Linked DNA regions of Homo sapiens: region 2 is linked to region 1. A link is a contact called in ENCODE Hi-C or POLR2A ChIA-PET data. All regions are on one chromosome and are shown on one strand. The core of a region is the stretch at or near the end of the contact, and the rest is flanking DNA. Distances in the headings are between cores, read along the strand shown. Region 1 has its middle 31 kb from the start of NSUN7. Region 2 overlaps RBM47 (RNA binding motif protein 47).

Region 1 (3,534 bases), core at 401-2,900:
TTAAAATTTATTGGAATGATCTGATACTTGAAAATCTTTTCCTCTGCATTAGCTAACTGAATGTCCAATGAATAATCATGGATTATCATAGCTAACAGAATATCCAATGAAAAATCATGGATATTCTGTAATACAATCACTCTGGCTCATCAACACCAAACATAATTGCCATGAGGACATTATTTTATGAATTATTAGAAAAGCATAAAGTACTAACTAAATAGGGAATTTCAGAGTTAATGCAAAACCTCAAAATGGCTTTCAAAGAAGCTTATTTTCTCAGAGTAGTTTAACCAATGGGAGGAAAATCACTTCTGGATTATACAGAATTTGTTCATAAGGTTTGATCAGAAGGTGACCTAGTGATGAGGCTACTAATAATGGGAGAACTACACGAAAGAACAAATCTGCTGTTATGAGGCTCCAGGGCACAGGAACTATTACTCTAATTTCAAGTGACAATGAGTTTTTATAGCTGATAGCTACTTATGTCTCCCAAAACACTCTAATGCACGTTCCTGTCAGAAATTTGTGTATTTAATAGACTATATTCCCGATGTCACCTTTCCATCAGATTTAAATGAATCGGGTATAGTGTCATGTTTTAATTTCTCAATAAATATATGTAACAGGAATTTTCCTACTGAATTAAAAATGTCATTTCAGTGAGATAACCAAATTGATGATACTCGGAATTTGCAATTCATCATGATTACTGCCAGATTTAACAAATATAATTCACTTTCTCCTACTACCCTGTGATTAGCTAGAGGTCATGGCTTTGACAAATCTAGACTCCCTGGTGCTTTGGGTATAACTCTTGCCCACGTAACTTCTGTTATTTCTTATGAGGTATATGAAGGTGAATAGCATGCAGTTTTTACACCGGGGAGGGCATTTTTCTTCAGCAAAATAATTATCTCATTGCATTTCCCACTGGAATAGCTGACACCCCCCTGCCCCTCAAAAACAGAGAAAACAAAGGCTATCCATTTTAGTCCCCTCACGCTAGGTTTTTTTCCTTACCATTTCCCCCTTGTTTTTTCCATTCTTGGGGTATTTGGATATGAGGGAAGATGAAGAGGTAACAGACTGAGAAGTGTTCATTTTTCTTGTGTCGCTCTTCACATTGGCCAGCAAGGGGAGTTGTAGGAACAATTACAGTGGTTTGAGCTGATACACTTGTGAGCATACCTCTCACGATTGGTTAGGAGTCACAATGTCTTTTGCCCTGGACTCCCTGTGTAACACAGGTAGTATTTTGTGTACCAGTCTAGTTTTCCTTTCATCTCATACTTTGCTGACCAAAAATTAATTGTGAACTTCAAAATAAAAACCTACTGAAATGGTGAGACATTGGAAATGAAGTGAGCCTTCTATGCCCAGGTGGCATAAAAATCTAATTGTAGCTTCAAGCAGCCCAAGCCCCTTTAATGCGGATAAGAGAGCATTCAACTGACTTCAATAAAAAGGGACTTAAATGGAAGGGAGGTAGCCTTGAGGAGAGCTGGCGCTGACTGCTGGGACTGAGGAGGCCATTGTTCTACATTCTCCTAGGGCTTAGGGAGATTGACAAGGCACCTGCTGCTTTCCAGAGATGAACGTTTAGGTCAGCCCTGAAAACACCCAGGCCTGAGACACTCCCCTGGCCTCTTGGCCCCCTGCCATCCAGGTGCAGGAGATTCAAAGGTACAAAGCAAAGGCATGGGAAGAGCCCTTTGGAGAGATCTGGGGAGACTGTTTCTGCTCCATGAACAATCCAGGACAGCTCTCTCCCCTTTAAATCATCTTTCATGCTTCTTAGCTCCAAGGCTTTCTATGTTCTTCCATGGATTCCTCTACTGTATCTATGCCATAGGAACATTTGATTACTAACCACTTTCACAGATCATGGTTCACTTCACTGAGTTTGGGACCAGGATCCATGAATATGTACCCTATTTAATGCCTTAATGCTGCTTTCCCAATTCCCATCCTGGCTACTGAATATATTTTGCTGTTGACTGCAAAATAGACTAAAAATCAGTAATCACTAGTTTTCTGAATGTGAAGTTCAGGTTTTTATTTCTATGTTTCTTTTGTTAAGTACTGAATAAATTTTGTGCCCTGTGCTTAGTTCTCCAACAGGCTGTGTTATATAAAGGAGAGAATCTGGGCTTAAGAATAGGAGATGTAGTCTTTCTTTTTTTTTTTCTTTTCTTTTTTTTTTTTTTTTTTTTTTTTTTTACTTTATGGTACTACAGGCACATGCCACCATGCCTAGCTAATTTTTTTAATTTTTTGTAGAGAGGGGGTCTCACTGTGTTGCCCATGGTGGTCTCAAACTGCTAGACTCAAGCAATCCTTGCACTGTAGCCTCCCATAGTGCTGGGATTACAGGTATGAGCCTCTGTGCCTGGCCTAGATTTTAGTTCTGGTTCTGCTACTTAATAGCTGTATGATGTTGGACAACTCATATAATCTTTCTAGGCTTGTCTATTTTCTCATCGGCAAAAATGGGGAGGGAGGACAAGATTCCAGTCTTGAGAGTCAAGCAGACTAGGGTTTTAAACCTATTTCAGGTATTAGCTGGATGACTTTAAGCAAGTGACAATTAGTGTTATTTTAAGGCTTTAGTGAGATAATATATGTGAAACCCTTAGCATCATTCTTAGGACACAATCAGCACTCAACAAATAATAGTTATTATAATAATCATGACAATGTCCATGTTATTAAAGTTCTTTAGAACCCTTTTTTAAGCTCTAAAATGCAATGATTTAAGTTTGAAATGTTGTGGTTGATTGCTGTAAATAAGGCTGTTCACTTGATCCTGGGCTTCTTAAGAGAATTTGGTAAGAAATAGGCTGAAATTATAGAGGACTTTGCAAAGTGCTTAGATTTTGTTATATAGTACTATAGTAACATTCAGCAAACAATGTGATTATCAGCATTGTAATAAACACAGTCATGGGCCAATTTCCTTTGTTTTTTCATAGTGTAATGCCTACTAGAAATTCTTTAAAGGTTAAACTTCATATTCAGCACACCATGTCCTCTCTACAAACCCTCTCTTCCTAATGTGTGTATACCTTTTTTTTTTTTTTTTTTTTTTTTTTTTTAATGAGATGGAGTTTCACTTTGTTGCCCAGGGTGGAGTGTAATGGCGTGATTTGTATATATCTCTAGCATGTATATATCTCTCTCTTCTAGGAGAATTTGACTCACCGCAACCTCCGCCTCCCAGGTTCAAGCGATTCTCCTGTTTCAGCGTCCCAAGTAGCTGGGATTACACGCACACACCACCATGCCCAGCTAATTTTGTATTTTTAGTAGAGATGGGGTTTCTCCATGTTGATCAGGCTGGTCTCGGACTCCTGACCTCAGGTGATCCACCTGCTTCGGCCTCCCAAAGTGCTGGGATTACAGGTGTGAGCCACCGCGCCTGGCCCTAATGTGTGTATACCTTTTTTACAGATCACAAGGTGCTTGCACAGACATTTCCTCACTTTAGGCTCCAACCAAACCATGAAATAGGTAAGATTGGACTTATTG
Region 2 (3,679 bases), core at 980-3,479, 180 kb after region 1:
CCAGCTACTTGGGAGGCTGGGACAGGAGAATCGCTTGAACCCGGGAGGCGGAGGTTGCAGTGAGCTGAGATCGTGCCATTGTACTCCAGCCTGGCGACAGAGCAAGACTCTGTCTCAAAAAAAAAAAAAAAAACAATACCAATAAAAGAGCATCCTACCTCACATATGTAATGGTATATTTGAAAATGCAGTAGAAGTTACTGGATCCCTTTTCTCATCTGTATCCAGATTTGCCAGGGAGTATATTCACTACCCTCTTGTCTGGACCTCTCCCTTTTCTTTCCTTCTGCCTGATCTCTGATCAAATTTGACGTCAGTGTTAATTTAGGTATGGAGCCTGCTGGTATTGAAAACTTATGCAAAAGTAACCCTGAAGTCCTTTGCTGTTTATAAACATAAATGTATAATTACCACTATGATGCAGACTGAAGAACTTTCCAAGACTTGATGTAGCTGGGCATGGTGGCACACGCACACGCCTGTAGTCCTAGCTACTTGGGAGGCTGAGGCATGAGGACCACTTGAGTCCAGGAGTTCAAGGCTGCAGTGAGCTGTGATTTATGATTGTGCCACTGCACTCTAGTCTGGGCAAAACAGTGACATCGCATCTAAAAAAAAAAAAAGAAGGAAAAAAAAGACTTGTCAGAGTAATTGCGCCGAATTTACATTTAGCCCATGGTGAATACAGACAACCAGTGACTTCATCACAAAGCCTTCCTGTAAAAGCTAAGATGTTGCTGAGATCTGCTTTCTGGACCCAAACAGATATTTGGAAAAATGGTTTTTGGTAGAGTGTAAGAGCAGTGAGTTTAAGGCTAATTCCAAACTTAATGATTTGCCCTTTTAAAATCAGTTCATCAGCCTGGGCAACACAGTGAGATCGTGTCTCTACAAAAAAATTTAAAAATTAGGCCAGGTATGGTGGCTCACGCCTGGAATCCCAGCACTTTGGGAGGCTGAGGCAGGCAGATTGCTTGAACCCAGGGGTTCAAGACCAGCCTGGGCAATGGTGAAACCCTATCTCTACAAAAATTAGCCAGGTGTGGTGGCTTGCACCTGTAGTCCCAGCTACTCAGGAGGATCTCCTGACCCGGAGGCTCAGTCAAGGCTGCAGTGAGCTGAGATGGAGGCACCACACTCCAGTCTTGGAGACAGAGAGAGATGCTGTCTTAAGAAAAAAAAAATAGCTGGGCATGGTGGTGCATCCCTGTAGCCCCAGCTACTTGTGAGGCTGAGGTGGGACGATTGCTTGAGCCTATGAGGTCAAGGCTGCAGTGAGCCATGATTATGCCACTGCACTCCAGCCTGGGCAACAGAGTGAGACCCTGTCTCAAAAATAAATAAATAACATAAAATAAAATTAGTTCATTCATGTGGGCAAAAGTTTCATAGATCTAGTGGTTAGTTACTTTGTCTGTGTGCTCTTTGATGTCTTGCTATTTGCCAAACAAGATAACCTATTTTCAAAACTGAAAAGGCAGGCTGGGCGCAGATCATTTGAGATCAGGAGTTTGAGACCAGCCTGGCCAACATGGTGAAACCCCTCATCTCTACTAAAAATACAAAAACTTAGCCTGGCGTGGTGGCAGCTGTCTGTAATCCCAGCTACTAAGGAGGCTGAGGCAGGAGAATTGCTTGAACCTGGGAGGCAGAAGTTATAGTGAGCTGAGATCATGCCACTGCTTTCTAGCCTGGATGACAGAGCGAGACTCTGTCAACAACAACAATAAAAAAAAAACAAAAACACACACACACACACCAAAAACTGCAAAGGCAGAGAGGTGGATATGAGCCATGACTCAACCAATAACATGGCAGGGAAGCAGACAATTACCTACAAAAGGAGGCCTGTCTACCTAAACGGAAGAGGTCTGGACCTACCATAGAGGAAGAAAAAGAAAATTGTGGGCATCAACAAAGTGTATGTGTCTTTTGGCAGAATAACAGGTCAATAATGGCTTTATGCTTTGTAGGATGGTATTTAATGCTCTAGAAAGCAAAGAGAATACTCCAAGGTTATGAAGCCGAAATTGGTAGCTAATGTCAGCGTTGAACCTTGAGGCAAATTTCATGGGTGATACTTAAATGTCAGCCCTGTAGTTTCCAAGAACAAGGTCTCCAAGCCAGTCATTAGACATGCATCAAAGTTCTGCTGAGGTGGGGCCTCATCCCGGGCTGCACTTTGGGTAAAGCAGGTTGCCCCAAGTGTGTCAGTGGTTGCTGCACCGTGGGCAGACAGAAATAGAATGTCTGACATTCACTTCAGCCATGCTCATTGGTTTCTATGCAGGTGTTGCCTGCCAAGAAGTAGCAGTAGAACAGCCGCATTGCTTTCATAAAGAATGACAAAATTTCTATGTCTGCAAAATAAATGAGTTATTTGAAACTAAGAACAAGGTCAGCAAAATACAAGTGACACCTCAAGCAAAGAATGAAGTGGGCATTGAAATACCATACCAGAGGCTGGGCGCAGTGGCTCACGCCTGTAATCCCAGCACTCTGGGAGGCCAAGGCGGGTGGATCACCTGAGGTCAGGAGTTTGAGACCAGCCTGGCCAACATGGTGAAACCCCATCTCTATGAGGGGGAAAAAAAATATATACGAGGCCAGGTGTGGTGGCTCATGCCTGTAATCCCAGCACTTTGAGAGGTCAAGGTGGGCGGATCATAAGGTCAGGAGTTCAAGACCAACCTGGTCAACATGGTGAAACCCAGTCTCTACTCAAAATACAAAAAGTAGCTGGGGGTGGTGGCAGGCGCTGGTAATCCCAGCTACTCGGTAGACTGAGGCAGGAGAATCGCTTGCCCCGGGAGGTGGAGGTTGCAGTGAGCCGAGATCTCGCCACTGCACTCCAGCCTGGGCGACAGGGCTAGACTCCGTCTGAAAAATACAAAAACAAAAACGAAAAAAAAAAATACAAAAATTAGCCAGACGTGGTGGTGGGCACCTGTAATCCCGGCTACTCAGGAGGCTGAGGCAGGAGAATCGCTTGAACCCGGGAGGCGGAGGTTGCAGTGAGCTGGTATGTGCCACTGCACTCCAGCCTGGGTGACAGAGCAAGGCTCCGTCTCAAAAAAAAAAAAAAAAAAAGAAATACCATACCAGGCTGGTATGAAAAGGTGCTGAACACAAACCAGGCCTTTCAGTCTAGGCATGTCAGTACCCACTGATTTTTGTTCATCTATACCTGTGTAATCAGTGATTCTTGGAATCTTAAAATATTGGAGTTGTAAGGAACCCTAGAGGTCTTAAGAAAATAATGATGATTTACATTTACTGAGGGTTCACTATATGCCAGGCATAAGGAAGTCTTTTACTTGTATTATCAGTTTTACTTGTATAGCCTCATTTGATCTCTTCCATAATCTCTAAAGAAGGGGCTAGGATTCCTATTTTGTCAATAAGAAAACAGACTTAAAAGACAACAGGGAACTCACACAAGGTCATACAGTTCATGCATGGCAGAGCTGGCTCACATACCTACGTCAGTCTGAGGCGAGTTTGCATTTTTTTTTTTTTTTTTTTCTGAGACGGAGTCTTGCTCCATCGCCCAGGCTGGAGTGCACTGGCACGATCTCGGCTCACTGCAAGCTCCGCCTCCCGGGTTCACGCCATTCTCCTGCCTCAGCCTCCAGAGTAGCTGAGACTACAGGCGCCCGCCACCATGCCTGGCTAATTT

What was found. Hi-C counts contacts between places; a loop is a spot of excess contacts on that map. ChIA-PET counts read pairs that join two places held with the same protein, here RNA polymerase II (POLR2A). Pooled maps may share reads with other maps.
Region 2: a loop to region 1 is called in a map with no recorded cell type, with 5 times the contacts of the local background. The contact joins two enhancer-like sites. A Hi-C loop is called at or near these places in 2 of 37 single-sample maps with no recorded cell type and 2 of 50 pooled maps. POLR2A ChIA-PET finds 5 or more read pairs at or near these places in 6 of 52 experiments (H1, MCF 10A, OCI-LY7 and 3 more).

Annotation. Positions count from the first base shown.
Region 1 is chr4:40,716,832-40,720,365 of GRCh38, reverse strand. No RefSeq gene overlaps it. Among named protein-coding and RNA genes, the nearest start is that of NSUN7, 31 kb to the left of the region's middle. Within about 2 kb of position 1,650, at least 8 of the 41 ENCODE cell types and tissues checked have a DNase peak (open chromatin) inside an H3K27ac peak, as active enhancers do.
Region 2 is chr4:40,534,783-40,538,461 of GRCh38, reverse strand. All of the region lies in intron 2 of RBM47 (RNA binding motif protein 47), which reads left to right. Among named protein-coding and RNA genes, the nearest start is that of MIR4802, 35 kb to the right of the region's middle. Within about 2 kb of position 2,229, at least 2 of the 41 ENCODE cell types and tissues checked have a DNase peak (open chromatin) inside an H3K27ac peak, as active enhancers do.